2 separate regions of the Homo sapiens genome follow, and region 2 is linked to region 1. A link is an interaction called in ENCODE POLR2A ChIA-PET data of the cell type or tissue named here. Cell type or tissue: OCI-LY7. All regions are shown on one strand. Each heading gives the region's core, and the rest is flanking DNA. Links, peaks and the distances in the headings are about the cores only. Region 1 holds the start of LOC105370878 (a long non-coding RNA gene). Region 2 has its middle 37 kb from the start of LINC02204.

Evidence for each region. ChIA-PET counts read pairs that join two places held together with the same protein. Peaks named below come from ENCODE experiments on the same cell type or tissue, not always from the same donor. Only the 100,000 strongest peaks of a DNase experiment are listed, where the experiment ranks them.
Region 2: POLR2A ChIA-PET joins it to region 1 with 5 read pairs; 2 of 35 experiments call an interaction of 5 or more read pairs at or near these places.

What each region holds. Positions count from the first base shown.
Region 1 is chr15:70,292,739-70,309,074 of GRCh38, forward strand. It overlaps LOC105370878 (a long non-coding RNA gene), which reads right to left and starts at 5,148. Exons shown (of 2, transcript XR_932424.3): 1 at 5,060-5,148; 2 at 3,324-3,585. RefSeq lists enhancers at 1-217, 7,721-7,850, 8,071-8,140, 8,161-8,260, 8,456-8,957. In OCI-LY7, for the core only: no CTCF peak of the experiment used is centred there; a DNase peak (open chromatin) is centred at 7,963.
Region 2 is chr15:70,541,679-70,558,014 of GRCh38, forward strand. No RefSeq gene overlaps it. Among named protein-coding and RNA genes, the nearest start is that of LINC02204, 37 kb to the right of the region's middle. In OCI-LY7, for the core only: no CTCF peak of the experiment used is centred there; no DNase peak of the experiment used is centred there.

The DNA of each region.
Region 1 (16,336 bases), core at 3,215-11,214:
ATAGTTAATGGCCACCCTCAGCCCTCCAGCCCCTTTTATGGGGTTAGTCCAGAGTTGGAAGCATGTGAGCCCACAGGGCATGGAAATGTGCAGAGGGCTCTGCAGACCTGTGGATTCACACTGACGATTAGGTGATGGGACCCTGGGGAAGTGCTGGGATCCACGGCCAGAGATCTCCTGACCAGTTTCTGATAACTTATTTATCCAAGGACAGCATGTCCTGTTACAACATAATTCCACAAAAAAAAAAAAAACCTTTTAACATTCCTTATGCTAATGAAGAAAACCTAATGTATAGATAATAATTTATTTATTCAGAAACATTGTATCACTATTTTAAGTTGAATTACCACAAGAACAGTTTAACACCTAAGTGGCATCCGTGGACCAGCAGCATGGACATCACCTGGGAGCTTGCAGAAAGATTCTCAAGTCCTACTCTGGACCTTGAATCAGAATTTGTGCCTTAGCAAGATCTTCAGGTAATTTATATGTACACGGAAAAGAATCAAAAGGAGGTATAATCATGACTCTCATACAGATATAGAATGAGCCTGGATCAAAAGTTTTATTTCACTCATTCATTAATGAGGAAACCACTAAGATGTTACAATCAATTCAAAGGAGAATGCAAAAGTAGACACATAATATAGGTCATCAGGAATCTGAAGTGAATTTACAAACAGATGCAAAACTGGCAAAAAAAAAAAATCTATAGGGCAATAATCAGTTGCATTGCATTGGACATAATTTATATTTATATGGACAAGAATCATTTGCATTACCATCAGTTTTTTACAATTTGCAGAATTGTAAAATAGCTCAGATAATGAAAGACTGAGAAAAAACAAAACCCCCAGAAGGGTACGCTGGGACATCCAGTAGTCTATCTCTTTCCCTTTCTTTTTTCCCACCATTTTAGTCTTTTACAGTTTTTCTTGACACGCATTACAGCTTGTTAAGCACCTCTTAGATCACTTCTGGTCTCTGGCATGCCTGAACACAGAGAGTTTCTCCAGACCAGGACTAGAGCAAACTTTTGAGTAAATCCCAGTGCCTGTCATGCTCTGCTTGGGAATGAGCCTGGGGGTGGGTGTGGGGCAGGGGCAGGCCAGGCCTACTGACCTGGTAAATTCTCATTTGTCTGAATCCATTACTACTATTACTATTGCACGCTGGGCCCAGGTGGAACTTTCATTCAAGATGCTATCAGAACATCTGAAAGGACAGAGACTCAGGTCTTCACTGAGCTTATGCAGTGTGTCTGGCTGTTTGGGACTGCTTGCAGTAATTGCCAGGACATGAAACTTGATTTTGTCTGTGCTTTGATATCACAGTGCCTGGTGTTGTGCCTGTAGGGGAAGATCCAAGCTCTCAATGGCCCCTTAATTATTGGTTATCAGTATTTATCAAAAGGAACTACTAGTTGTGAATAAGCAGAGTGGCTTAGGGGGCTGGAGAATGAGCGACTGGTTAGGACCCTCATGTCTGGTCTGGGTCGTTGCTTTTCTGGGGCAGTCCACCATGCAGGTTTAGAAGTAGACCCGGTATCAGACAGGTCTGGGGTTGAATCCCGGCTCTGCTCGTCTCTGGCTGTGTAACCGGACTGCTTGTTTAACCCCTGCTGGGTGCCAAGCATGGGGCCAGGAGTTGTGAGCAACCCAGTGGACACAATGGACATGAGGCTCGTAGTGTAGCAGGGAAAAGACATGAAACAAAACATCACACATGTTGTTTTGTAAGTTACCATCGTAGTAAGTGCCACAGAGGAAACATCTACTGTGCAAAGGAGCGTGCAATGGGAAGACCTTTCCTTGTCTAAAGAGTCAAAAGACATCCCAGGGAAAGCTTAGACTTAAGAGTGAGTTGCAGATGAGGTTGTTCAGCAGGCAGAGGAAACAGTAGTTGCAAAGGCCCTGGGGCGGGAAGGGTTGGTCTGCTCAAGTGATGCAAAGAAGGCTCCTGGGAGTGGTGGCTCTCAATTGTTTGTGGGCTTAAGAATATTGGTTAAAATGTACTTTCTTGAATCCTACCTCCAGAAATTCTGATTCCACAGGTCTAGGGTGCAGCCCAGGGATCTGCATTTTTAATAAGCATTCCAAGAAATTTAGAGAAAAATATTTCTTAGAGCCACATGTTGAGAAATATTAGGTTAAAGCCTAATGAGAATGGCACAAAATAAGGTGAGTCATTTAACTTCTCTAAGCAGCTCTTAGCTAAAGTATAACATAGGAGACAGGAGTTACAGGGTGGCAGGAAGATTGAAGGAGAGAAGCCACACACAGCATCTAGCATAGGGCCTAGCAGGCAGCGGGTGCTCAGCAAACCCCTGCACGTGTATTACTGCCCTTCCCAAGTCAAGCCTATGGAACCCTCGAGGTGTGAAGAAATGAGCACAAGGCCAGGAGTCAGGCAGCCCATGTTCTAGCCTCAGCCAGGGGCCACTGACTTGCCACCCCACCTTGGGCAAGACCCTTTCCCTCACTGGGCCAGTTTCCCCACTGTAAAGGGAGAGAATGTGATTAGGTGACTCCTACCCCTTACCTATCCATCCTCCCATCTTGAATTCTCATGCCTTGCCACCCAGGGCTCCCTCACCAAATTCAGTAGTCCTCAGCCAGGCTGCCCATTAGAGCCACCAAGAGGGCTTTTTCAAACGCCAGTGAAATCAGGAACTCTTGGGGGTGGATCCCAGTGTTGGTAACTGTTTTAGCTACCCAGGCAAATCTAATAAGAACCAGCACTCTCATTTCTCAAGTATCCCTCTTGTCCATAAGAGTAAAAAGGGGCTCGGAGGAAACATCCTGCTCCTCAATTCTGACCTGAAATCTCAGGAAGAATCCAAGCCAGTAGAGCCTTAAGCTCCATCCAACACGACACCCCCACACAACACTGTTTCTTCACAGACAGGGTCTTACTCTGTCACCCAGACTGGAATGCAATGGTGCAATCATAGCTCACTGCAACCTTGAACTCCTGGGCTCAAGCGATCCTCCCACCTCAGCCTCCATAGTAGCTAGGTTCATGCCACTATGCCCAGCTAGTTAATTTATTTTTATTTTTATTTTTTGTAGAGACAGGGTCTCTCTATGTTACCCAGGCTGGTCTGTGACTCCTGGCCTCAAGTGTTCTTCCTGCCTCAGCCTCATGAAATGTTGGGATTACGGGCGTAAGCCACCATGCCAGGCCTAAACTCTGTTTTTTAATATCGTTTTAAATATAAATTTAAAAAACATTGTTAAAGTAAAAATCCATATTTAAACAAAATCAAACAATAAAAAGTGGCTTCTCACTCACCCCTGCCATCTCTGAAGGCCACTATATTTGGATTAATCAACTTTATTGAGGAATCATTTATATACCATAAAATGTACACATTTAAATTATAGAGTTGGGTGAGTTTTGACAAATGTCTGCTGCTGTGCTCCCACCCCCGGTGAGACATCACTGTTCACAGTTTTTGTTTTTCTTCCTTTGGTGGTTTTTTCTCCTCTGGTGTTTTTTCCATGTCATGTGTTAATACTGATGTTTTTCATTTATCAACTTTAGATCAGGTAGCAGATAATTAATCCTTCAACCAGGAAACTGTTGAAAGTGAAAAGAGACAGAACTAATAATCACAGGACAACAGTATAAAATAAGCCTGTCCTGGGCAACTCAGGGTGTGCAGTCAACCTCACATCATCCATTTATGACCAGCCACGGTGGAGAAGGACTTAATTCATACGCCCCATCTCTAGCTCCCTTCCTCTGCCCAATGTGTGCTACTTTTGTACCTATTTTAATGTCTCTATTGTTTAACTTTGCATATGTAAATAATATTTCTGGGCCTCTATTTCTGGAGCCATTCGGTAAGATAAGAATATTAGTATTCCTATTTTCCCCCCATCTTTGTCCACCTCTATCTCCCAATTTCTTATTTCTTTCATCTTTGTCTTCTATTTTGTCCTTATTATTAAGCCTTTCCTATTTTGTCTATGAAAATGAGGCTCAGTGTTTATGTTGTTGATTATGTGACTTTGTTCCCCAAGGAGTGTATTGTGAGTGATCATAGTTCCTTCTCTATGGTTACAATATCATTACTCCTGTGCCTCTAATAATCAAATGCTTCCAGCATCAACAGTAAGAGAATTGTCCTTTCTTACTCTCTACCAAGTCTTCCAAATCACGTCAAATTTTAGTTTGCTTTATATTTGAACCATTAACTTCTTTTTTTTGAGAGAGAGAGAGAGAGAGGTTCTCATTCTGTTGCCCAGGTTGGAGTGCAGTGGCACAATCACGGCTCACTGCAGCCTTTATCTCCGGGGCTCAAGCAATCCTCCCACCCCAGTCTCTGTAGCTGAGACTACAGGCGTGTGTCACCACTACCAGCTAATTTTTGTATCTTTTTAGAAACGGGGTTTCACCATGTTGCCCAGGCTGCATTAACTTCTTATCAAAGGTTTTTTTCTTCCTCCTTCTCTTTTGGTGTTTCTGATTATTTCATTTGCTTTGGAAAGAAGCACAGGCCTCTTCACCATATTCCTAATATCTTCCAGCCTCTTTTTGTATATTTCTCAGAATCTATTCCTCTCTTCTTTCCTGACATTCTACTGGGTCCCTGATTCTCTATTCTTGTTTGTTCAAAGGGTTTCCTGGACCTGCTGCACACAGGTCATTCTGGAATTCCTTTACATTATTAGATCCTTGAGTTAATTCTACCAGTTTTTATCCTGTAACATTCTTCCTCATGGTTTCTAAGCTGAAATATACATTCAATAACTTCTCAGAAAGGAAGCATGAGAAGTAAATTTCTGAGTCCTGGAATGGCTGAATATAACTTTTTTTTTTTTCCTTTACCCTTGACTGATAGTTTGGCTGTCTGTAGAATTCTAGGTTCAAAGCCATTTAGACTTAGCACTTAGAGATGGAATATAGTGATGAGGTTAAAATCCGATCTCTGGCATGAGGCTGCCAGGGTTTAAATTTTAACTTTACATTTCCTAGAACCCAGCAAGTCACTTAATCTCTCTGTGCCTCGGTTTTCTCATAAATAAGCTAAGATAAAAATAGTACCTACCTCATGGAGTTGTGATGAGGATTAACCAGTTTACATATGTAAAATGCTTAGAACAGTGCCTGCACATCGTGGGCGTCATGTTAAGTGTTGGCTATTATTCTCTGGGCCTCTATCGTTGCTATAGAGTATTATGATGTCACCCTTATTCCGGTTTATTTGTCAGAGTCAATGTTCTGGTTTTTGTGAGCTGATGTTCTAGTTTCCATAGAAATATCCAGGATCTGCTTTAATCTTTAATATTCTTAAATTGCTCAATTCTATATCTGCTTGATATTCTCTTAGCTCTTTCAATTTAAAGACTCGGTGTCCCTTTTTGGCTCTGGGGACTTTTAAAATGTAATTATTTCTGCAATAATTCCCTCCCCTCCATCTTCTTTCTTTTCTTGTTCTGGAACTCCTACTCTTAGTTGGATATTGGGCCTCCTGAATTGATCCTGTTTGAATATTTTTTTCCTCCCATACTTTATGCCATTGTCTCCATGTTCTGGGAGATTTTCTTAACTTTGCATTTCAAGCTTTCAATTGATTTTTTAAAATAATTTTTAGCAATAATCATTTCCAGGAGCTCCTTCTCATTTGCTGATTGCTTCTTTTCTGTGGCACTTTCTTTGGGCTTTTGGAGCATTGCTACTCCAGCCTTCCTGTCAGCTTGTGGGGACCCCAGAGATGTTTCTGCAGAATTCTTGGGCTTTTGGAAATAAGATTTGAAAATCTCTGACCTATGCATTTGATCAAAAAACTTTATGGGTTTATTGGGCCATTACCAAGATGAATGAGTTATAATCTATAATCTCAGCCCTCAACAAACTACTCTGATGCACAGACAAACATGGAAAGAAATAATGACAATAGGACAGGTGCACAAGAGGTCCTTCCAGAGGGAAAATAACCAACAGCCTGTTGGAGATCAAGAAAGAGAAAGCCCTTGAACTCTTCTTAAAGTAGTGTGCAGGAGAAGCTCATACGGGTTCATGAACGGACTGGTAAAATTTCAGGAATTTCGTGAGCTGGTTGTCAAACAGTTATTAAAAATTAACTTAGGCAAATTTACAATTAAATACATTATAACAAAAACAAAGCTAATGAATGCCAAAAATTCATCACTTCCTATTTATCCCATCTTTCAATTACCTATGCTGTTGAGGTTGTTTACATCTATTGTATATGTATGGCAGAAATACCATATGAAGGTGCGCTACTGAGCATCTCTGTTCAACACCTCCTGCAGTAACTCATGTTGGTGGCTTGAAATCAGCGATGGTGGGAATATTTACATCAAACAAATTGACAAATGCTACAAATCAGAGCCTGATTATTGTTTTGTTGATAGTCTAGAGTTAAGAAAATAATGGAGAAAATGTTAATGTAGATTATACTTAAAAGTATGTTGTGCTGGTAGCCTTTAATTGTAAATAGCATGAAAAAGAATTGAGGACATATTCTTCCAATATTCAAAAACTATTCTTTAATTCAGCAAATAAGTCACTTGTGTCATTGCCAAATGAATGAAATTCATGCCTCCATTGCTCCATTCCTATCAAACTTATTAATGTAAAAGAAAACAGCAAACATTCACACAGGAACTATACTTATTTGGTAATTGTAATAATAATTTAACTATAGATACAAAAGTTTAGGAAGTATCAACAAAAGCATCCTGTGAGAATCAATTTACTAGATAAAATTGATAATAAAAAATACGTATATTTTATTATTAGTTGTAAATTGTGTGCTACAATCCTTGATGGCAATAAACTTTATATTAACTTATGTGTGTATATATGTATACATATATTTGTTTCTGGAGAACCAGTTGATAACACTTACCAGCACACCACGGAGAATAGTGGAGCGTGCCCAGGCCTGTAATCAGACAAACCTGGGCTGGAGTTCCAGTGCGTTCATTTATAAGCTGTGTGACCTTGGGCAAGTTATTTTACCTTTCTAAGTCTCATCAATAAAATGAAACTGTGGATGCAATGTGCTAATATTGATTAAAAAATAGTATGTTGCAGAGGTTAAGAATTCATGCTCAGAGATTGGGCTGCCTCCATTTGAACCCTGGCTCCCCGCTTACTAATTGTGTCACACTGGCCCAGTTGCTGTTAGATGGTATATTAGTCAATGTTCTATCTGAGAAAGAGAGCCAGTAGTAGATGATATACATCAAGGAATTGGCTTATATAATCACGGGTTCTAGCAAATCTGGTCTGTAGGGCAGGCCATCGGGCTGGAAACTCTTGAGCAGAAGCTAATGCTATGGGTCACAGGTGGAGTTTCTTCCTCCTCAGGAAAACCTCAATTTTGCTCTTAAGGCCTTTCAACTGATTGGATCAGGCCCACCTAGATTACAGATGATAAACTCTTTTACTTAAAGTCAAGTAATTGTAGGTGTTAACCATGTCTACAAAATCCTTCACAGCAACGCCTAGATTAGTGTTTGACTGAGTAACTGTGGACTCTAGCCTGGCCACGTCAACACATAACACTAGCCTCACAGATAGGAATAGTGAAAGCAAACACTTTATGGGGTTCTTACAAGGATAGAATAGAGCAGTACTCAGAAACCACTCAGATAGCACCTGGCCCGAGTAAGTGCTCATTAAGCTACAAACCTCTGTTCTCGCTAGAACTAAAGCTTGCTTCCCAGGCAGCCACGGCACAAGGAAGGGCCAGGGACCCTGCATAGGAAGGTCTGGTTGGAGCCCCAGCACATCACTGACTGGCTGTGGAGATGGCTGCCTGAGGCCTTGCCCAGAGGAAGCTGAGAGAGAAGAGATGGAAGAGAGCCCACGGCTCTGGGACCCAGCAGAGCACATTCAGATGGAAACCAGCTATGACTGGGTGACACCTCTCAGGGCTCCTTGCGGGGCAGGACTGTCTGGCTTAGTGGTGAGAGACTCATGGCCGGAAGATGAAGTGGTTACAGGTGTCAGACAGGAGGGCTTGCCGACGGCGGGTGGCTGTGGTGCATGTTTCATTAGCTGCTGACTGAGGATTTCTGTTGCTTTCATTTGCTGCCTCAGCCAGTAGCTAGGTTTAAAATAAACTTCAGGAGATCAAACTCAAATCCCCAAACCAGCATCCCTAGGCCCCAGGCAGGCCTCTGGCACAACCATACAATCTGCAGAGTTTATCTCAGGCAGCTCCAATAGATGTCACCTTAAATGTCCCACTCCCCTCCCTTTGAGCCCTCTCCTCCAGCTCTGAGACCTCTGGCTCTTCCTTAGATTCCCTCCTCAAGTCTCTGTCCCAGCAAGCCCCATTCCCTCTGGGGCCTGCTCCCAGCTGCTAGCCTTCCTTACACCTGCTCAGCCTCTCACAGCAGAGCTGCGCAGACCTAAGAGGGCAATAGACAGAATTGACTGCTCTTGGTTCATGGCTTAAGGTGTCACCACTCCCAAGAAGATCTGGGGGCCCAGGAGAGAAGCCTGCCAGAAGAAGGGAGTCATATCGCTCAGTGGGGGGATGCCTGACCCCTGAGCCTCTGTGCAAGGCAAGACTCGAGCACAAAACACACTTGCACACAAGTGTCAGTCTCCTAGGAACTACCAGAGCTGGGAAGAGCCCAGAGCCATCTTGCCTCACTCTTGTCATTTTCACAGATGAGGAAAGCAAAGCTCAGGGAAGCGAAATGACCTGCCCTCCCTCTCACAGCTAGGAAGCCACTGGGTAACTGAGCCCACATCCAATTTCCTGGGGCGTGGACCTCGCCCTGCCACAGTCAGCAAATGAGCAGGGGCAGCTTCCCAAGGCAGGGAACCACCAAGAATTCCAAGCAGGCCACACAAATCTCTGATTCCTGCCTTCCCTGGGCAGCCCCACCCTGGCCCTGACCTGGTGGCCTTGGCAGCCTCCTGGCCAACCCTGCTTTCTAACTCGGAGCTGAACAGGCTGGGCCTCCAATCACTCCAGACGCATGAGGACTGAGCAGTTTTACTCTGGTTTGCCAGGGCATGGGGGAGTTGGAGCCAAGCTGTGCCCCTCCAGGGACAGATGGCCAACCTGGGAGGGCACTGCTGAGGCCAGTCAGATAAGTCCTGCCTATGGTAACCTCAGGCCTCACCTGCTTTTCACCTGGCTGCCTCACCAGCCCCACCACCCACTCACTGTGTCCTCTCCAATGGGACCTACCCTATACCCCAAGCCATGCTGTGGCTTTAAACATGCAGCCATGGCTCCCTTGGTCTGCAGCCTATTATTTCACTAACCCTCCAGCTTTCCTTTTCAGGTCACTAAATTCAGTGGTGCTGCCCCCATGCCAACTCCCACCTCTAGTTCCAATAGCACTTTATCTATTCTTCATAGTAGTTTTTGGTGTATTGTTTTAGTTTACACTTTCTGTTCTTTTAGACTGTGAGCTACTAGTCTCATATGGTTCTATTTATCATTGAATGCCAGAATCTAGCTGGGTGTTTCTGGTACCAGCTGTGCTCAAGATACTGTTTTGTGAGTAAGAAAAAGGATGGACAGAGGGTAGATGGATGTTGAATAAATGAATTGATGGATGATTGTTGGATAGCTGGATGCAAGGATAACAGAATGATGCAGAATAGATAGATGGGTGGATAGATGTTGGATCAAAGCATGGATGGATGGATGGATGGATGGATATAAAGATGAAAGTGCAGATGAGTAGATGGGTGGATATGAGATGAATGGGTAGATGAGTGGATGGATAGATAGATATGAGATGGATGGGTAGATGAGTGAATGGATGAATATGAGACGGATGGATAGATGAGTGGGTGAGTGACTATGAGATGGATGGGTAGATAAGTGGTTGGATAGATATGAGTGGTTGGAGAGTGGTTGGATAGATGAGGGGATGAGTGACTATGAGATGGATGGGCAGATGAATGGATGGATGGATGGATATGAGATGGAGGGGTAGATGAGTGGATGAGTGAATATGAGATGGATGGGTAGATGAGTGGGTGGGTGGATAGGAAGTGGATGGGTAGCTAAGTGGATGAATGGATGGATGGATATAAGATGAACGGGTAGATGAGTGGAGGGGTGAATATGAGATGGACAGATAGATGAGTGGGTTGGTGGATATGAAGTGGAGGGGTAGATAAGTGGATGAATGGATGAATGGATATAAGATGAATGGGTAGATGACCATGGATATGAGATGGATGGGCAGATGAATGGATGGGTAGATATGAAATGGATAGATAAATGTGTGAATGGGTGAATATGAAGTGGATGGGTAGATGAGTGGATGAACGGATGGATGGATCTAAGATGAATGGGTAGATGAGTGGGGGGTGAATATGAGATAGATAGGCAGATGAGTGGATGGGTGAATATGAGATGGATGGATAGATGAGTGGATGGGTGGATATGAAGTGGATGGGTAGATGAGTGGCTGAATGGATGGATGGATATAAGATGAATGGGTAGATGAGTGGAGTGGTGAACATGAGATGGGTGGGCAGATGAATGGATGGGTGGATATGAGATGGATAGATAAATGAGTGAATTGGTGGATATGAAGTGGTTGGGTAGATGAGTGGATGAGTGAATATGAGATGGATGGGTAGATGAGTGGATGGGTGGATATGAGATGGATGGATAAATGAGTGAATGGGTGGATATGAAGTGGATGGGTAGATGAGTGGATGAATGGATGGATGATAAAAGATGGATGAGTAGATGAGTGGAGCGGTGAATATGAAATGGACAGATAGATGAGTGGGTGGGTGGATATGAAGTGGAGGGGTAGATGAATGGATGAATGGATATAAGATGAGTGGGTAGATGAGTGGAGGGGTGAATATTAGATGGATGGGCAGATGAATGAATGGGTGGATATGGGATGGATGGATAGATGCATGAATGGGTGGATATGAAGTGGATGGGTAGATGAGTGGATGAATGGAAAGATGGATATAAGATGAATGAGTAGATGACTATAGGGTGAATATGAGATGAATGGGTAGATAAGTGAAGGGGTGAATATGAGATGGATAGGTAGATAAGTGGATAGGTGGATTAGTAAATGAGTAAGAGGACAACCAAAGTGAACTTCTACCTCTGTTGAGCTTCTGTTTTCCCTGCTCATTTGAAGGCCTAGAGTATGACTTTACCATATGACGTTTCCAGAGTACCTCCCCATTCCTCAGACCCTACTGAGCCACCTCTAAGAGAAGGCATAGCACAAAGTATTGGTACCACTTGATGAATGAGGAAGCTGAGATCTAGAGCTGTTAAGGCTTCTTTCTGTTCAAGGACACCCAGCTAGTGCAAAGCAGAGTGGAAATCAGACTGCTGGCTTCTCACCTCCACTCCACCGCAGGCCTCCATTGCCTGTCTCTGAGGACTGGACCTGGCCAAGTTGACCCCACACACCTGTCCCCACTGTGGCCCAGGCCCCCGTTTGGCGCCCAGTTGGCTGCATGTGCATCATGACTTGTGAGAGAGCGGTCAGCCCCACCTTTCCACACAGGCCCTGTCTGACTGGGTTCTTTGATTCCTCCAGGAAGGAAGTGTATTGAGAGAAAAATTAGGAGAGATTAGACCCCTCCTCCCATCCCCACTGGACCAAAGCTGGCCCTGTAAGTCCATGGCTGCACTGAGGAGGCAGGCGCGGACACCACTGCACCTTTCTTCTCTATCCCTTAACCTTGATGGCCATGTCCAGGCCTCACTGTGATCCTGCATGAGGGCAGCTCTAATGAGAAAGCCAATACAAAGCCATTTTGAATTACCCATTAGAGAAGTACAGTCTATTAACTTTTTTCTATTAATTTTAATATTTTAAACTTTATAAGAAATACTTTTAGATTTACATATTTTGCAAAAATATACAAAGAAATCCCCAAATGTTAGCATTTTACCACACTTGCTTAATAATTTCCTTTATAATTCTCTTTCTACATATATATGTATATGTGTGTATATGTCTACCTATACAAATATGTATATATACATATATGCATGTATACATATGTGTGTATTATTTTCCTGAAGCATTTTAAAGTAAATTGCAGAAGTCTTTTTGCCTCTAAATACTTCAACATGTTTTTATTTGAAAAAGGACATTCTCTTACATAATCACAGCACAATTGTCAAAGTCAAGAAATTAACATTGCTGCAATAGTAACTACCGACTTTATTCAGATTTTACCAACTGTCCCACTAATAACCTTTTTCTAATCTGGGATCCAACCTAGGATCACACTTGCATTTGGTTTCTGTGTCTCTTTAGTCCTCTTTAATTGGCAACAGTTTCTCAGCCCTCCTTTGTTTTTCATGGCCTTAACATGTTCGAAGAGAACATTTTGTAAAAAGTCTCTCAATATGGATCCGTGTGATGATGTTTCCTCTAAATTATATTCAGAATTGCCGGTTATGCAAATTTGGCAGGCTGCCATAGAAATGATGCTGTGTCCTTCTCAGTGCATCGTATCAGGAAGGGAACCATGTTGCTCTGTCCCTTGCTAGGGATGTTAACTTGGATAACTTGGTTAAGGGTATTGCCAGGTTTCTCCACTGCAGTTGCTCTCTTTCCTTTCGTAAAATAACCAGTGTCTTGTGAGAAGACACTTTGAGATTATATAAATATTCTGTTTCTTATCATACATTTGCCCACTCATTTTAGCATCCATTGATAGTTCTTGCCTGAAACAGTTATTGCTATGGTGGTTGTCAGGTGGTGATTCTTCCAATTCCAACATCCCTTCTATATTTATTAGTTGGAATCCTTCTATAGGTAAGAGCCTCCTTCCTCTCATTTATTTATGTATGTATTCATTTATATCAGTATAGACTCAAGGATTCTTCTTTCAACTGTGGATAATAATCTGATACTGTTGTTATTAATTTTAATGTTTTCTTTTTAAATAATTATAGATTGTCAAGGAGTTGCAACATTAGTGCAGAGAAGTCCTGTGTACTCTTCACCCAGTTTCATCCAATGGTTGTATCTTACATAACTATAGTGCAATATCAAAAGCAGGAAAATAACATTGAGACCATGTACGTGCATAATTCTGTCCTTTAATCACCTGTGTAAATTCATGTAACCACTGCCATAAAGACACAGAACTATTCTGTTACCACAAATATCTCCCTCATGCTATTCCCACCATCCCGAGTCCCTGGCAACCACTAATTTGTTCAGCATCTCTGTATTTTTGTCATTTTGAGAATGTTTTATAAATGGAATTATAAAGTATGTGACCTTTGGAGATTGGATTTTTTTGTTGTTGTTCAGTATAATGTCCGTGAGAGTCATTTGAATTCTTGTGTGTCTCAGTATTTCATTCATTAATAAAAATGAAATACTCCGCAATAAAGCTGAGTGGTATTCCGTGGTATAGATATACAAAGTTCACTTAACCATTCACCTATTGTAAGACATTTTGAATGTTTCCAGTTTGGGACTATTACAAATAAAGCTGCTATGAATGGTCATGTACAGTTTTTTGTGTGGATATGTTTGCATTTCTCTGGGCTAAGTGCCCAGAAGTACGATTGCTGGGTCGTATGGTAAGTGTATGTTTAGACTTTTAAGAAACCACCAAACTGCTTTCCAGGGTAGCTGCGCCATTTTACACTCCCATCAGCAGCGTAGAGTAATCCAGTTTCTCTGCATCCTAGCCAATATTTGTATTTTCACTGTTTTTTATTTTAGCCATTCTGATAGGTGTGTAGTGATATTTCATGGTGGCTTTAATTTGCATTTCCTTTTTTAAATTTTTTTTCTTTTTAGAGACAGGGTTTTGCTCTGTTGTCCAGGCTGGAGTGCAGTGGCATGATTATAGCTCACTGCAGCCTTGGACTCCTGGGCTCAGCCAGTCCTCCCATCTCAGCCTCCCAAGTAGCTAGGACTATAGGTACGCACCACCATGCCCATAGAGATGGGGTCTCACTATGTTGCGCAGGCTGATCTTGAACTTCCTGCCTGAAGCAATTCTTGTGCCTTGGGCTCCCAAACCACTGGGATTACAGGCGTGAGCCACCATGCTGAGCTTGCATTTCCTTAACAGCTATTGATGTAGAACATCTCTTCATGTGCCTATTTGCCATCCGTATATCCTCTTTGGTAAAATATCTCTTCATGCCTTTTGCCCACTTTCTAATTGGATTGATTGCCTTCTTACTGTTGAGTTTTGAGGGTCAGATAGGTGGTCTGCAAATATTTTTCCCTCATTTAATCTAATGTTCACATTGCTACTGTTGGCCCTTAAAAGAAAGTTTTCATTTATTCATCTGACAAATAGTTTCCTAGACCCCACTGGATGCTGAGCACTTGTCTAGGAGCTGGAAATAGATAAGACAGATATAGCAGGGCCCTGGCCCATGGAGGCTCCCACTCTGGGGTCAAGGTGTGGAGCAGAAAAAGAAACAGATGTTTTCAACACCATGCAGTCAATAGCAAAAAGAGGCAGAGATGGGCTGTGTGAGAACACAGGAGTGAGGAAAATTGGCCAAAGTCTGAAGGACGAGTCTGCACCTGTGAGACGGGCAAGGGAATGAGGGCATTCCAAACAGAAGCAAGAGCCCATGCAAATGTGCCTGAGTATTCAAAGTTCATGGAAGCAAAGATTTGGAGGCCACAGGGCCCTGTGTGGTGGATGCTTTGGGGGATTCCTCGAAGTTGGGTTGGAATCTTGGAAGGCACTCACTGGTTGTACAAATGCATAAATGATTATGTTTAACCAGTACAAATACATAAATGGTTACACGGACTAGATATTTAACCTTTCTCAGACTCAGTTTCTCATGGGCAAAATGAGCTCAGTAATACCTACTTCCCAGAGACTACAGGAGGATTAGAAATAATGTACATACAGCATCTAGAACAGTACTAGGGATGGAATTATGTGCTTGACAAACACTAACTTTGGAAAATCAGGATGGAAAAACAGAGCACATTTAAAGATTGGCTTGGACCAGGCACAGTGGCTCACACCTATAATACCAGCACTTTGGGAGGCCAAGGTGGGTGGGTCACGAGGTCAGGAGTTTGAGATCAGCCTGGCCAACATAGTGAAACCCCATCTCTACTAAAAAAAATACAAAAATTGGCCAGGTGTAGTGGCGCATGTCTGTAGTCCCAGCTACTCAGGAGGCTGAGGCAGGAGAATCGCTTCAACCTGGGAGGTGGAGGTTGCAGCGAGACGAGATCGTGCTACCGCACTCCAGCCTGAGTGACAGAGTGAGACTCCATCTCAAAAAAAAAAAAAAAAAAAAAAAAAAAAAAAAAAAAAAGATTGGCTTGTAAGAGGGAACACCCATCAAAGCTGTGCTTCTTTTCAAGGGTCTCTCTCAGGCTCATCCCTTCAGTGGTTCCTCCTACCCTTGGGAGGGAATGAACCTCCTCCTATCTAGTCAAATCTATTTCCCTGTACTCTCCACCATACCCTTCCACCCTGCTGGGACCAGGGATGTTCTTCATCAATTAAAACACACTTCCTTTTGCTTCCTTCCCAGCAAGGTCTAAATGTCCTTTGGCACCAGCTTACAACTCTCCTTCCTTTCTCAGCCACATTTCTTGGAAGAGTTGTTTATTTTCACTTTCTTCACTTCCTCCTCAACTCACTCTTTAACTCAGTGTGGTCTCCCCCTCTGCCCAAACCCCAACCCCAGAACTGCTCTGGTCAAGGTCACCCGTGGCCTTTGTGACACTGACGTGAGTCATTATCTCACTGATCGCTGTGCAGCATTTGAGAAGGTGACACTTCCTCCTTCTTGAGACATTCTCCTGGCTTGGCTCTCAAGGGGGGTGCCTTTGCAGGTCTTTTCCTGCTGTCCCTGGGGGCTCCTCTCGTGAGTGCTTTGGCAGGCTTCTCTTCCTGCACCCACCTCAACATGAGAGGGCCCCCAGGGTTCATTCCTGTTTTCTGTTCTTCTCACTCAGCATGCTCATGTCCTCTTCCTGGGGTATTACCTGACCCCCATCCATGCCTTCTGTTAGTTTCTTCGGTTGGAACACTCTCAGGTCTCTATCCAAGCCACCCACAGGCCTCACTCCTGAACTGCAGACCACTGGATCCAAATGTCTACTGAATACAGATCTACATCTCAAACTCAACATGAATAAAATTGAGCTCACCCCCTCCAGAGACCAGACGCTTCTCTCTCATATCTCATCTTTCACAGAACAGTTCCTCACTCTTCCAGCTGCTGAGAGCACAATGGGAAGACACACAGAAAGGAGTAGTTGGAGAAGTGAGTGACGAGGTCAAAGTCCACTTAAGCCCCAGGGGAAACTGAGGCGCGGATGTTAGGGAGCAGCGGTCCACATGTGGCTGGAGTTCCGGA
Region 2 (16,336 bases), core at 2,663-10,662, 250 kb after region 1:
TAGCAACACAGGCAGGAGCCAGGGATTCCAGGAATTTGTAACCTTCTGTGTGTCCTGGCCTGCTCTGGTTCTTTCTTGTTCTCAGCAGGTAAGTAGGAGAAGCATTGCCAAGTATGGGGTAATGAGGAAGGTTGTCTTGCTCTTCAAGCCTGATGGAGATGCCTGATTGTCTGAGACCAGCCTCATCCACCACTCCCACCATTTCCATTACTCCCTACCCTGGCTTTCTTTGTGGGCAGAAGCTTGCAAACATCCTTGATTACCCGGTGATTACCCTAATCACCCAATTACCTTTACCCAAGAAGTGAAGGGCAGGAGAGTATGTTCACATCAGCTTGACTTTAGTTCAAGCTCCTGTAGAAAATGGAGAGAAGTAACAAGCATAGCTGAGATCTCTCTATTTCCTGAGGCTAGAATAAGATTAGGAAGACTTCAACTCCAATCTTTGAGCATTAACCCTCACATGCATGTGAGGAAACTGCCCACGGCTGGGCAAGGAGTAGGTCAAACAATCCCCAGAGCTCACACAGAGCCTGCAATAATTTTTAATCCCAGCTTCCAGAGTGAAATAGACCTCCGTATACACAGGGCATCAGGTAAAATCCTCAGAAAACTATTGCCTTAATAGTGGAGTGAAATTAGCCCTAGACCAAAGACTGTCAACCCATGTCAACAAAGTGTAAAAACAAGTTTTAAAGGGATCAAACTGATTTCAAGCAACCTAACTGCAATCCCAGAACAAAGCCCAACAATAATTAAAGGAATGCAGCAAAATCCAACACCCAACACAGTAAAATCCAAAATGTACACAGTCAAAAATTTCCAGGCACATCTGCTCTCTCCTCTCCTATTTGACATTGCACTGGAGATTCTGGCAAGTATATTAGGCAAGCAAAAGAAATAAAAGGCATCCAGATCATAAAGGAAAAAGTAAAAGTATCTCTATTTACAGATAGTGTGATATTATATATAGAAAACCCTAAGGAATCTACAAAAAATAAACTATTAGAGCTATAAACAAGCTTGGTAAAGTTGCAGGACACAACAACAGTACACAAAATGTATGTAAAAATGTAGCAATAACAACTATAACATGAAATTAAGAAAGCAATTTCATTTGCAATAGCATCAAAAAGAATAAAATACTTAAAATAAATTTAACCAAAGAAGTGCAAGACTTGTATACTGAAAACTAGAAAACATCGTTGAAAGAAATTAAAGAAGATCTAAATAGGTGGCAAAACATCTTGTGTTCAGGAACTGGAAGTCTTAATATTTTAAGATGGCAATACCGGCTGAATATCTCTAATTCAAAAATCCAAAATCTGAAATGCTCCAAAATCTGAAACTTTTTGAGCATTGACATTATGTCACAAGTGGAAAACACCATACCTGTCCTTATGTTATGGGTCATAGTCAAAACGCAGACACAGAACACATATTCAGTGTAACCAAGGGGAAAAGACCCCTCAGCCTCCTTCAGCTGTGATAGATCTTTTCTGCACACAGCATGATGGTAATGCCAAACAACCATAGATTGTCCACATGAGTGGCTGAGATGGTGACACCTTTGCTTTCTTATGGTTCAATGTATACAAACTTTGTTTCATGCACAATCTTATTTTAAAATATTGTATAAGAATACCTTCAGGCTGTATGTAATGTTTATATGGAACATAAATAAATTTCATGTTTAGACTTAGGTCCCATCTCTGAGATATCTCATTATGTATATGCAAATATTCCAAAATCCCAAAGAATCTGAAATCTGAAACACTTCTGGTCCCAAGCATTTCAGATAAGTGATACTCAACCTGTACTACCCAAATGGATTACAAATTTAGTACAGTCCCTATCAAAATTCCAACTCCTTTTTTTTTTTTTTGCAGAACTGGACAAGCTGATTCTAAAATTCATATGGAAATGCAAGGGACCCAGAATAGCCAACACAAACTTTAAAAAGGCAAACAAAGTTGATTTCCTGATTTCAAAACTTACTACAAAGTTACAGTAATTAGGACAGTGTGGTGCTGACATAAGGATGGACATATATAGATCAGTGGAATAAAATTCAGAGTCCAGAAATAAATCCATACATCTATGGTCAACTGATTTCAACAAGGATTCCAGGACAATTCAATAAAAAAGGAATACTAATTTCTACACATGATGCTAGGACACATGGATATCCACATACAAAAGAATGAATTTGAAACTCTACTTTACACCATACACAAAAATTAACCCAAAATGGATCAAACACCTAAATGTGAGAGCTATAACTATAAAATACATAGGTGTAAATTTTTGTGATCTTGACTAGGCAATAGTTGCTTAGATGTGACAACTAAAGCATAATCAACAAGTCAAAGAATAGATAAATTGAGCTTCTCAGAGTCAAAGGACACTATTAAAAAGTGAAAAGACAACACATAGAATGGGAGAAATTATTTGCATGTTATATATCTGATAAGGGTCTAGTATCCAGAAAATATAAATAACTTTTACAAATCAACAATAAAAAGACAACTCAATTAAAAATTGGGCAAAGGATATGAACAGACATTTCTCTAAAGAAGATATATGCCAATGGCCAGTAAGCACATATAAAGATGCTCAACCTCATTAGTCGTTAGGGAAAATGCAAATCAAAACCACAATGAGATACCATTTCATATCCACTAGAATGGCCACAATCAAAATGACAAACAATGACAAGTGCTGGTGAAGATGTGGAGAAAGTGGAACCCTTACACATTGCTGCTGGGAATCTAGAATGGTTCAGCTTCTTCAGAAAATAGTCTGGCAGTATTTCCTCAAAATGTTAAATATAGACTTACCATATGACTCCAGCAATGCTACTCCTAGGTACATACCCAAATGAACTAAAAACATATGTTCACACAAAAATTTATAGACAAATGTTCATAGCAGCATTATTTATAATAGCCAAAAAGTGGAAACAGCTCAAATGTTAATCAAATGATGCATGGATTAAAAAAAAATGTGGTATCATCATACAATGGAATATGATTCAGCCATAATAAGGAAAGAAGTACTAATACGTACTACAACATGGATGAACCTGGAAAGCATTATGCTAAGTTAAAGAAACCAGACACCAAAGGCCACATATTGTATCATTCCATTTATATGAAATGTCCAAAATAGACAAATTCACAGAGACAAAAAGTAGATTAGTGATTGCTAGGGCATAAAAGGAGGGGGAAATTGGAAGTACTGCTATCAAGTACAGAGTTTCTTTTTAGTGTGACAAAAATGCTCTAAGTTAAATAGTGGTAATGATTCAACAACCCTGTGAATATGCATATTAAAATCCACTGGATTGTATATTTTTAAACAATGAATTTTATGTTATGTGAGATTTGATGGCATGTAAATTATATTGAAACTCATATAACTCACAAAAAATCACTAGGCATGCAGTGAAACAGAAAAATATGACCCACAACCAGGGGAAAAATCAATCAATAGAAATATACCCCAAAATGACACTGATGATTGAATTAGCAGACAAAGACATTAAAATACTTATTATAATTATACTCCATATGTTCAAAAAGGTACAGAGGAGCATGGACATCATGCAGGAAAAGGTGAAAGACATATAAGAGAACCAAATTAAATTTCTAGAAGTGACAAATATAGCATCTGAAATAAAAATACACAGACAGGTCCACATTGATGAGCCTAGAGTAGCCAGGGTCTCTACATTGTATTGCTTCATTAAAGTGCCTGTACATATGACCAAAAAGCATCTGGTTGTGGACCCAGAGATTCTGCTTGGGCCCAGCACCTATTCCCCACTAGCACTGGGTAGACATTGCTTTCTAGGTAGACCTGAGGGTGATAGGAACCCAGCTGGGGACTTTTCCCTTTGGGAATCTAAGGGTATGTTGCCCACCTATCCTCTTGGAAGAAGGTGTGACCCATGAGCTCCCATTAGAGGGTCATGTTGGTGGGGTTATAGGGGATACCCAAGCCATAGCTGGTCAGGGGCTGCGGGTAGCCAGCTCCAGGGTGGCTTCTCAGAAGAGTCAATAGCAACCCCTATGAGAAGGAGTGGGAGGGGGTATGAGAACAGGCATGGGGCTGAGATGGGTATCCAAGAAGGCAATGAGGAATGCTCTTCTAAAATAACAAATCCATTCACAGCTATTGCCGTACCCACACCCACACAGATGGAAGGGCAGATTTGACATTGCAGAAGAAAAGATAATTAAACTTGAAGACATAATAATAAAAACTATACAAAATGAAACACAGAGAAAACAGACTGAAAAAGATGAACAGAGAATCAGTGACTAGTGGAACAATATTAAACAGTCTAACATATATGTAATCAGAGCCTCATAAGGAGAGAAGACAGAAAACAGAAATATTTCAGGAAATAATGATGTGCTATTTTCCAAATTTGGTTTAAAAACTATAATATTACAAATCTAAGAATCTTAATGAATTCCAAGAAAAAGAAACATGAATAAAACCACAAGACACATCATAACCAAATTACTTCAAACTACTGATAAAGAGAAATATCTTAGAAGCAGTCAGGAAACAAAAAAAGGCCCATTGCCTACAGAGAAGCAAAGAAAAGGTGACAAAAGAATCCATGTCAGAAATCATGCAAGCCAGAAGATGATGGAGCAACATCTTTAAATAACTGAAAGGGAAAAAAAAAACACAGTCAACATAGAATTCTATAATCAGCAAAAATATCTTTCAAAAGTGAAGGCAAAATAACTACTTTGTTAAACAACAGAAATAAAAGAATTTGTTGCCAGCTGCTCTGGGCTCAAGAAATACTAAAGGAAGTTCTTCAGGCAAAAGGAAAATGACATTAGATGGAAAAGGTAAGCTAAGTATCTCCCAAACTATCTTTTCCAAACCATAAGAAAAGACAAAAAGAAAAAATTTCTAGAAGTGACAAATACAGCATCTGAAATGAAAATACACAGATAGGTCCACAATGATGAGCTTGGAGTAGTCAGGGTCTCTACATTGTATTACACAAACCACACCATCAGCATAGCTGGAAGACAAAGAATGTTTAAACTGCAAGATAACCGTGAGTGAAAACAGAAAAATCTCCCAATTCTAGCATGTGATCTGTCATGCTACCATTCCACCCCCTTATAGCTGTAAGGCTCTGTGGGAAGAAAGGGCACATGAAGAAAATATATAGGAAGTAGAGAAGAACACTAGAAAAGGGGCCTAAGGATTATCTGAATGACTGACAAAATATTAAATAATTCTAACTTTGAAAATACTGGAAGAGTGACCAGGCAAATAATAGCAGAGTACAGAAAAGGGAGTTCCTCCTCCACCTCACCAGTAGCATTGAGCACAGCTACCACCCAGATCTTGGATTCTGATATGGTTTGGCTCTAGGCCTCCACTCAAATCTCACCTTGAATTGTAGTTCCCATAATCTCCACCTGTCATGGGAGGGACCTCACTGGAGGTAATTTAATCATGGGGGTGGTTACCCTCATGCTTTTCTCATGATAGTGAGTGAGTTTTCAGAGACCTAATGGTTTTATAAGGGGCTTTTCCCCCTTTTGCTGGGCACTTCTCCTTGCTGCCACCATGTGAAGAAGGATGTGTTTGCTTCCCCCTTCCACCATGATTTTAAGTCTCCTGAGGCCTTCCCAGCCATGCAGAGCTGTGAGTCAATTGAACCTCTTTCCTTTATAAGTTATCCAGTCTCAGGCAGTGCTTTATAGCAATGTGAGAATGGACTAATACAGATTCTCAATACCATTCTCTAATCAAAAACAAAACAAAACAACAGGGCTCCTTGGAGAAGAGACTGGTTCTAGGACTGGGACAGGGAAAATGTAAGATAACCCTGGAACATCTTATGATGCCAGAAAAGGAAGAAGTACTTGAAAAAGGATGGGAGCATGTCAGAAAGGACATGCCAACCAAAAGGAGCTCCCAGTGGCCAGAGCTGGGACAGTATGAGCAACAAATAATGATAGTACCCATATTGGATTATAACCCTTAGAATAAAAAGAATATCCATGAGTCCATACTGGTATACAGAATAATTCTAACTAATAAATGTGGAAAGAATGAGAGAAATACTAACTCACAATTAGAGAAACACCACAGTAATAATTATTAAAGACAAGATCCACTGATGGATATTAAAATCAGTAAAAGTAAGTTTGAAGGTAAACAGGATACTAGCATACTCTCAAAGTATCTCCCCAAAGATATTTATCAATTACAAAGAAGGGAAATAGTAACTACTTCACAGTGGAGAAACTCCAAAGAAATCACCTTAGCCAAGTGATTAAGGTTAGCATCACCAGTTATGAGACATTTCAGTATTATGTATTCACTGATACATTGATATGATGCACTGAAAAATACACAACATCAGCTCTGTGGTATTCCTGCCAAAAATGCATCATCTCAATCAAATCATGAAAAGATATCAGACAAACTCAAATTGAGAGGCATTCTAAAAAGTAATTGACTAGTATTCATCAAAATATCAAGGTCATGGACTAAAGGAAAGAATGAAAAACTCTACAGATTAAGGGAGACTAAAGAAACAACTCAATGCTGTAGGATTCTGAAACAGAAAAAGAACATTAGTGGGGAAATTGGTGACATTTGAATAAGATCTGTAGTTTGGTTAACAGTATTGCACCAATGTTAATTTCCTGGTTTTGATAACTGTAATATGATTATGTCAGCTAACAATAGGAAAATCTGAATGAAGAGTATAGTGAATTCTGTAGTTTAAAATATATAGTTTTCTTCTTCTTCTTTTTTTTTTTTTTTTTTTTTTTTTGATACAGGGTCTCTGTCACTGAGTCTGGAGTGCAGTAGCACGATCACAGCTCACTGAAGCCCTCAACCTGCTGAACTCAAGTGATCCTCCCACCTCAGTCTCCCAAGTAAATGGGACCACAGGCACGCAACACCATGCCCGGTTAATTTTTGTACTTTTTGTAGAGATGGAGTTGCACCATGTTGCTCAGGCTGGTCTCGAATGCCTGGGCTCAAGTTATCTGCTGCCTCGGCCTCCCAAAGTGCTGGGATTACAGGTGTGAGCAACTACACCTGGCCTGGTTTACTATTACTATTTAAAGCAAAAATAATGACAGTATATTTTGGGGCTTATAATATATGTGGAAGTAAAATATTAAAACCATTTAACACAAAGGATGGGAGTGGGGAAATGAAAAAATATTTGTATAAAATTCTTAACAATACATGGGAAATGGTAAATTATTTGAAGGTAGAGCATAATTAGTGAAGAGTTATATATTTTGAGCCTGGGCCAACCACTAAAAAATGAAAAGCAAAAGCAGTGTAACTAGTAAACCAATGGTGGAGATAAAGTGGAATTATTAATATAAAAATACTCAACCCAGGCTGGGCGCGGTGGCTCACACCTGTAATCCCAGCACTTTGGGAGGCCGAGACGGGCAGATCATGAGGTCAGGAGATCGAGACCATCCTGGTTAACACGGTGAAACCCCGTCTCTACTAAAAATACAAAAAAAGTAGCCAGGTGTGGTGGTGGGCGCCCGTAGTCCCAGCTACTCGGGAGGCTGAGGCAGGAGAATGGCGTGAACCCGGGAGGCAGAGCTTACAGTGAGCGGAGATCACGCCACTGCACTCCAGCCTCGGCGACAGAGCAAGACTCCGTCTCAAAATAAATAAATAAATAAATAACCCAAAAGAAGGCAAAAAAGGAGGGAAAAAGAACAAAAAGGACAAAGAACAAACAGAACAAGTAGAAAACAAGTAGCAATATCCTAGATTTTAAACCAACCATATCAATAATCACATTACATGTAAATGACCTAAACACTCCAAATAAAAGGAGGTTGTCAAATTGGATAAAAAAATGGAAACTTAACTATCTGCTATCTACAAAAAACCCACTTTAAACATAAAATCAGATGTGTTAGAAGTAGAATAAAAAAAATTATGCCATGCAAAAACCAATCCAAAAAATGTTAGATTGCCTATAATAAGATCAGACAAAGTAGAATTTAGAGCAAGGAATATTACTTGAGACAAAGAGAGGCATTACGTAATGACAGAGAGATTACCAAGAAGACAAAACTATTCTATATTTTTTCATTTTTTACGATCCCTTCCACAGAAAAAACTATTCTAAATGTATGTACATCTAACAACAGAGCTTTAAAATACATAAAAGAAAAACTGATAGAACTGAATAGAGAAATATCCAAATCCATAATTACATTTGGAGAATTCAACACTTTTAATAATCGATATAACAAGCATACAGAAAACTGGTCAGAATATACTGAACAACACTAGCAATCAACTTGACCTACTTGACATTTATAGAGCACTCTGCCCAACAACAGAATACAGCCATGCATTACTTAACAATGGGAATACATTCTGAGAAATGTGTCTGTTAGGTGATTTAGTCATTGTGAGGACATCATAAAGTGTTTTTGCATAAACCTAGATGGTATAGCCTACTACATACCTGGGCTATATGGTATAACCTATTGCTCCTTGACTGTAAACCTGTACAGCATATTACCATACTGAATACCATAGGCAATCATAACACAATCGTATTTGTGTATCTAAACATAGAAAAGGTACAGTAAAAAAACAGTATAAAAATTATAAATGGTACACCTATAGAGGACACTTACCATAATTGGAGCTTACAGGACTGGTAGTTGCTCTGGATGAGTGAGTGGTGAATGAATGTGAAGGCCTAGGACATGGCTGTACACTTTTTTTTTTTTTTTAAATACAGGGTTTCACTCTGTCACCCAGGCTGGAGTACCATGGCACGATCTCACTACAGCCTCAACCTCCCAGGCTCAGGTGATCCTCCCACCTCAGTCCCCTGAGTAGCTGGGACTACAGGCACATGCCACCATGCCCAGCTAATTTTTTGTATTTTTTATAGAGACAGGGTTTTTACCATGTTACCCAGGCTGGTCTTAAACTCCTAGGCTCAAGCGATCTGCCCACCTTAGCCAAAGTGTTGGGATTACAGGCGTGAGCCACCCACGCCCAGCCTGCTGTACACGTTTATATAACTGGCAGTGTGATAGGTTTGTTTACACCAGCGTGACACAAACACATGAGTAATGCAGTGTGCTACAGTGGTACAATGGCTATGACATCACGACATGATGGGAATTTTTCAGCTTTATTATAATTCTATGAGACCACCACCATATATGTGGTCTGTCATTTATCAAAACACTATTGTGCAGTGCATGACTGTACACCTTTCAAGTGCACATGGAACTTGTGCACCAAGAAGAAGGATATTTAAAAGAACTGAGCTGATACAAAATATGTTCTGATTACAACAATATAAGCCAGAAGAAAGTTCTCAAATCAATAATCTAAGCTTCCACCTTAAGAAAGTATAATTTAAAAAGAGCAAATTAAACTCAAATGAAGCAGAAGGGAAGGTCTGCAGTACAGGAAGGGCCTGCCGGCCACTACCTAATTTTTCTTAAGAAAGCGATATCTGAAATTACAAATAACGTTACAGACCAGGCATGCTCCTGCATCATCGCTAGTTTTCCATGCAACTCGGATGAGCCATCTCGTTCAAATATTTATTGAACCCTAGAGAAAAAGTGGTGAACAAGATATTCCCTACTTTCACGGAGTTACAATCTATTAGCAGAGAGAAATGTTAGCTAATTGACAATTGTTTAATTACAATTATCTTAAAGGCTATGATATCAATGAGGGTAGGCTGAGGTCTGATAACAAAGAAACCCACTTTCTTAGAAAACTTATTTCTTCTTCAAGATAAAATCCTATGCAAGATGTTCAGGTCAGTGAGGCGGCTCTCCTCCATGAGGTTATTCAGGGGCCCATGTTGATAGAGGCTGTGTCAATTTCAACATATGGCTTTCCAGTTGCTCTGGGTATATTACCCCAGTAAGCTGGAAAGGGAAAGACCCAAAAGGCGCACTCTTGGGAGGATTCTATAGGCCAGATCTGGAAGGGACGAACATTGCTTCCGCTCATATCCTATTGTGGAGAATTTAGTCACATGACCCCACCTGACTGCAAGACAGTCTAAGAAATACAGTTCTCCAAAAAAGAGGAGAATACATTTGGATGAATACCCAATAGTCTCTATGAAAACAAGGAAAGTAACTTGGGGGAGCTAACCTAGGGACTGGAGCCAGGAAATGTTTCCCAGAGGGAATGGCAGGCATTTAAGCTAAATTCTGAAGGATGACTGGGAAAAGAAGGTGAGTATTTCAGGCCATAGGAACAATATGATCAAGCCCAGAAGTGTGAAAGAGCAGGACAAAAACAAACATTTGAAAGATGGTCAGTATTATCAGAGCTTGGTGAGCAAAGGAAAGGGTGACATGAGACAAGATTAGAGAACTAGGCAGAGGCCAGGGCACAGAGTACCTTGTGGAGTATGTCAAGGATTTGGGTCTTTATCCTACAAATAACTACTGAAGGGTTTTCAGTTGGGAGAGAAGTGTGACAACATGACCCAACTTGTATTTTTAAAGCACAGTACACAGTGACTGCTAAGTGTAAATAGACTGAAGATAAGCAAGAGTGGATGTGGGTAAACTAGGTTGGAAGCTGTCTTAGTTTGTTTCCTATTGCTATAACAGAATACCACAGACTGGGCAATTTATAAAGCAATTTATTTCTTATGGTTCTGGAGGCTGGGAAGTCCAAGGTCAAGGGAGACCTGGTTAGGATCATCTGCTAGTGGGGACTCTGCACAGTCCCAATATGGTACAGGGCATTACATGGTGAGGGGGCAAGAGCAGGGCCAAACTGGCTTTTCTTTTTTTTTTGTTTTTGACAGTCTCACTCTGTCACCAGGCTGGAGTGCAGTGGCGTGATCTTGGCTCACTGCAACTTCCACCTCCCAGGTTCAACCAATTCTCCTGCCTCCGCCTCCCAAGTAGCTGGGATTACAGACACGTGCCACCACGCCCAGCTAATTTTTGTATTTTTAGTAGAGACAGGGTTTCACCATGTTGGCCAGGATGGTCTCAATCTCTTGACCTCATGATCGCCCACCTCAGCCTCCCAAATTGCTAGGATTACAGGTGTGAGCCACTGCACCCAGCCCAAACTGGCTTTTATAACTGACCCACTTTCATAATACTAACCTATTCCTATAGTAACCCATTAATCTATTAACCAGTGGATTAATCCATTCATGAGAGCAGAGCCCTCATGACCCAATCACCATTTTTGTTTGTTTGTTTCTTGAGACGCAGTTTCACTCTTTTTGCCCAGGCTGGAGTGCAATGGCGCGATTTCGGCTCACTGCAACCTCCGCCTCCCAGGTTCAAGTGATTCTCCTGCCTCAGCCTCCTGAGTAACTGGGATTACAGGTGCACGCCACCACTCCTGGCTAATTTTTCTGTATTTTTAGTAGAAACAGGGTTTCTCCATGTTAGCCAGTGGTCTCAAACTGTTGAGCTCAGGTGATCTGCCCACCTCGGCCTCCCAAAGTGCTGGGATTACAGGCATGAGCCACCACCCTGGCCCCAATCACCCTTTAAAAGCCCCGTCTCTTAATACCATTACATTGAGTTTCAGCAGGGACAAACACCCAAATGATGCAGAAGCCACTGTAGCTATCCTGGTGAGAGACACAGGTGGCTTGAACTAAGATGGTATCAGTGGAAATAATGCAAAATGACTACATGGAGGTATATTTTAGAGGTAGAATTTGATGATTGATTGATTGATTGTGGAGGGTGAGGGTTAATACTATGTGAAGGATGATCCCAGGCTTGGGGCAGGCTGATTTGGGATGAACATGAGTTCAGTTTTGGATAAGCTCATTTAGAGATAGATGCCTATGAGATAAACAGAGATGCTGATATAAGTAGCATGTAGAATTTATAATATGGCATTCAGAAAAAAGTTCTGGGCTAGTGAAATAAGTGTAGGATCCATTGGAAAGTGAATGGAACTGGAAACCATGGGAGGGGGTGAGATCATTTAGCGAGAAAGTGTAAAATGAAAAGGAAGGTGGTTCAGGAGCAGGCCCAGAGGGTTCCAACCATTAAAAGTAGGTTGGAAGAAGAGAATCCCTAAAGGAAGCTAGGAAGAATTAATCAGATGTGAAGAAGGTAAAGCAAGAGAAAGGAGAAAGAAGGCAGTGTTTGGTGATGTGGAATGTTGCTGAGATATCAAGAAAGTTGAAGACTGAGTATCGCTCCTTGGATTCAATAAAGCAATTGATAGTACTGGTAATGAAGATTGAATCAAATTGAAGAGGACAGTCAGTCTGTCAGTCAGAAAGTCAAATAATGTTATTAAACATGAGCCTGTGCCAAGCATATTTTTGGATACCACAAATACAACGGGAAAGAGATAGACACAGCCTTGCTCTCCAGAAGCCTATATTCTCATGAGAGGGAAGGAAGAAAGAGCAAACTTGGCTGCCGAAGGGAAGGATCTGTAAGAGAGATGAGCTTAGCTATAGAGGAAAGGGAGTAGGCAATGAAGTGAGTTTCTAAGATGAAACCGAACATGTGTGGAAGATGTGGCCATTGCCAGGAAGAGGGGACACTTTCTCCACCCCAGCAAGATGGAAGAAGAAAGTGATGAATGCAGACAGACCTTTGCCAAGATGGCTCAGGAAGCTGGGAGGGTTTCCTTCTTGCCAGATTTTTCTATCTATAAAAGAGATGGGGGGTGTCCATTAGCTGAGGGTATAGGGGGTGGAATTTGAGGATGAGTGGTGAAGGAATGTAATGGCTATTTTGGAGAAGAGGGTGCAATGAGCTAACTGAAATACATCATGAGACTTCCAGGAATTGTTGAGAATCCCAAGTGCATTGGTGATTTGTGAGTTTATTATGATGCCAACAGGACCAGTGGTGAGAGTTTCTGCAGCAACTCTTAGCCACCCAAAGGCAGCCTCAGAACAGTAGTGTTGGTCAGCTTCATCTGGAACTGAAGTTTAGCCAGGCACATGCATTAGGACAAAGGGGCTAGGACACTCAGGGTATTCGTCAGAGAGTCATCGCAAGGGGGGGACAAAATAATCGAGTGTAGATCAGGAGAGATGGGCAACATAGGGTCAACAGGAGGAAATTTGGGAGAGGGTCTGTAGGTCAGAGGTCTTGATGAGGTTGAAGAACAGTTGCACTGAAGAAGCCTGAGCAGGTAAGCTGGAAGATTAGTCAAGGTTGGCTAGAGCATCTGAACTAGTGATTTTGGAGATCATGTGGTTTGGGATGATGACACTGACTCCTCTATGACCTGACCCTAGGAGTGGCTGGATGAGGTGGGAGTGACAAGTAGATCACTGGGGTCCAAGAATGAACAAGTCAGAGTGTTGGCTGGGCCACCCATGTAGAGGCTACAATTGCCTGTGATGGTAGGAGCTGATGGGGAGAGACTGATCCAGGACCTGCTGGGCAATCGCAGAAAACAGCTGGTGGGCTGGTGGGTGATCCCAAGGTGGAGAAGGACAGAGCCACATGGCAGAAGTCTTGAAGGAGGGGGGCTTTTTACAAGACACAAGGAGGCACAGTGGAGACAAAAAGAAAGCAGCTCCACTGGATCGAAGAGAATGCCCACACTTCATTCACTCCATGGCTGCAGGGAGATGGTGTCCTTGAGAACAGCCCAGCCTCAGTTAAGGATGGGATGGGGGCCATAGATGGGATTCTCTGGGAAGCAGACTGGGACAGGGTTTAGTGTTCAGGGTGTTTATTAAGAAATATTCTTGAGTTCAACACCTAAGGGTGTGATGGGGAGGAAGCAGCATCGGGCAGAGAGAGAAGTAGAGCTGGGATGCAGGCCCTTGGCTAACCCCACAGGGAGCTCTGGAGGGAAAATGGTCCATCCATCAGAGTTGTCCTGCACTGAACCAAAATAACCAGGTTTTTATACCTTCACATTGATTAGACATCGGACATGGCATGCCCTTGGGCAAGGCAGCTCTCTGCAGCTAAGGTGGTCCTCCAAGGGGGCTAACGGCTAAAGGCAGGCCACTGGCCACCCTGCCAGCTGCTGGGGCAACAAGTCCCTCCTTGGTGGAGAATCTGGGTGGTGCATCTGCATGTCCCCCTGCAAGTAATGAAGGGAGTCGTCTGTCCACTGAGCAGAAGCCCTGAGGCCCAGTCAGAGGGTGTGAGGTTTGGGAAGGAGAAGAGTGGGTACTGTCATGTGTGAGTAGTTGAACACAGTTCTAGAGCACTTCAGAAGCACAGCCCCCAGAGCTAGCAAAGCCGGGGGTGGCTGGAGCATGGCAGACAGGAAGTGAACAGACTTAGACTGCAGCCCACATTCTGCCACTAATTAGTTGTGTGACCTTGAGCAGGTCCCTTGACCTCTCTGGCCTTAGACTCCTGAACAGATAAATGAGAGGAAGAGAGAACCTAGACAATCTCTGAGGTGTATTCGGAGCCAATCTAAAGGAATCTCTCAACCTAGAAGGAAATCACTGGGGTGGGGAAGATTCTGAAGCCTGTTTTCCCCTCCCAGAAGGTCCCAAAAGGCAATCCAGGGCCACCCAGGGTGCTCACTGTGCCCAAGCCTGCCACTCCCCGCTGCTCCCACTCTCTCAGGCTCTAGCTGCAAATTGGTTCACATGATGAATGCAAGCTGCCTGAATCACTCATAGGATGGCTTGAGAAAAAGCAATTAAATGCTTTCTTAATTGTAGGATGGCAAGAGGTTAATGAGTTACTATAAAAACCAGTCCCTACCATCTGGTGGCTGTCACCAAAGCCCACATGCAGGGAGAGATCCCAATTTGTAAGACAGAACAACAGGATCACTCCAAGTCAAGAGAAGGGATGCAGGCATGAGGTGCTGAGGCTGGGGGCCCCGAGCTCCAGAGCCCAGTTAGCATGTCCCTGGCAGTCCCAAGTCCTAGCTGCAAGGCGGTTCAAAACCAAGATGGAGGAAAACACAGACAGGGAGCCAAACATTTATCAGTTCAGACCCCGTTTTTCTCTAAGATCCAGCTTTTGCAAGGGATGGCCCTGACAGCCACTTTGCTCAGCATGAGCCAGGAGAAGGAGAGAGAAAAGTGACAGACTAAGGGAGAGCCCGGCCAAGCTGAGAGAGGGACGGACAGAGGCAGGGACTGGCAGGCCCGACGAAGACAAAAGACAAAACAGCCCAGACAGACAAGAGACAAACGGAAAGGAGGAGAATTGAAATGCTCAGAGATGAAAACAGACGGTGACAAGTTGTGAACTTGAGAAGCAGATGAAAGGGCAGGTAATTTTCTACAATCAGAGACAGGAAAAAAACTTCTGAGGGTTTTGCTTTGTTCTGTGCAAACGTCCCTTCAGTATTCCTCAGCCCTCTGCGTCATCAAGAGAAATGGCCCTTCTCCCTCGGTGGATGTGAAGAGGAAATATAGAGCAGGTAAGCCCCTCCTCTGCACACAACCACCATATGCACACATACACACCTTTGAGGACAAAGCAGGTCTAGGTCTCTCTCTTTTTTTTTTTTTTTGCCCATGCCCCAGAGTAAACAAACAAACAAAAAACAGGGATCTACAGCTGGAAGATTCCAGCATCTCCCTCTTCCACATTATCTTGAGTCTTCAATTTTCTTTCTCCTCCCTCCTACTCCAGTCCATTTGGCCAACTCCCTTCTCAGGAGACTGCCCCTGTGGTACTGGGAAGAGAAGTTGGACCAATAATCCATTCATTTTACGAGAGATTAGAGATTCCCCTAAAATCTGTATGAGAACTTAGGAAGAGGGTTGCTGGTGTTGCAAAATAAAATGAGAGTTTGAAATTCCTGATCTACACTCTGTATTCAACCAGTATAAGAGTTGACCATAATTGTCTCTTTAATTTCCAACAATATTCCAGAATCCCAGGGCTGTGTTGGGCCAGCCTCACCTATCCAGCTGGGTTCTCTGGGGACTCATGTCACCTCAGCCTCCCAGCAGAGGTATGCCAGGTCTTTGAAAAGCTGCCTGATTCTGGTGTCAGCAGCAGCCAGGGTCCAGCAGCTGCACAGCAGCAGTGCCAGTAGGCGGCATCCAGGACCCAGCAGGGTGCCAGCAACGGTGTCCTCACTGGCCTGTTCTGGGATATGATTCTGCCTTTTGTTCCTGTACTTTTGAAGGCCTGAGTGCTCCTCTTTCTGGTGATTCTGTGAGCCACTCAGTAGCTTTTCTGCTTCAAAACAAAAAGAGCCAGCATGCACACACATGCACTCATGCCAAGAGCAAGAAAGAGAGACGGAGACTGGAGGAGAGGGAGAAGTTGAGAGAGAGAGAGAGAGATGGAGAGATGCAGAGATGGAGAGAGAGAGACAGAAACAAATGGAGAGAGACAGAGAC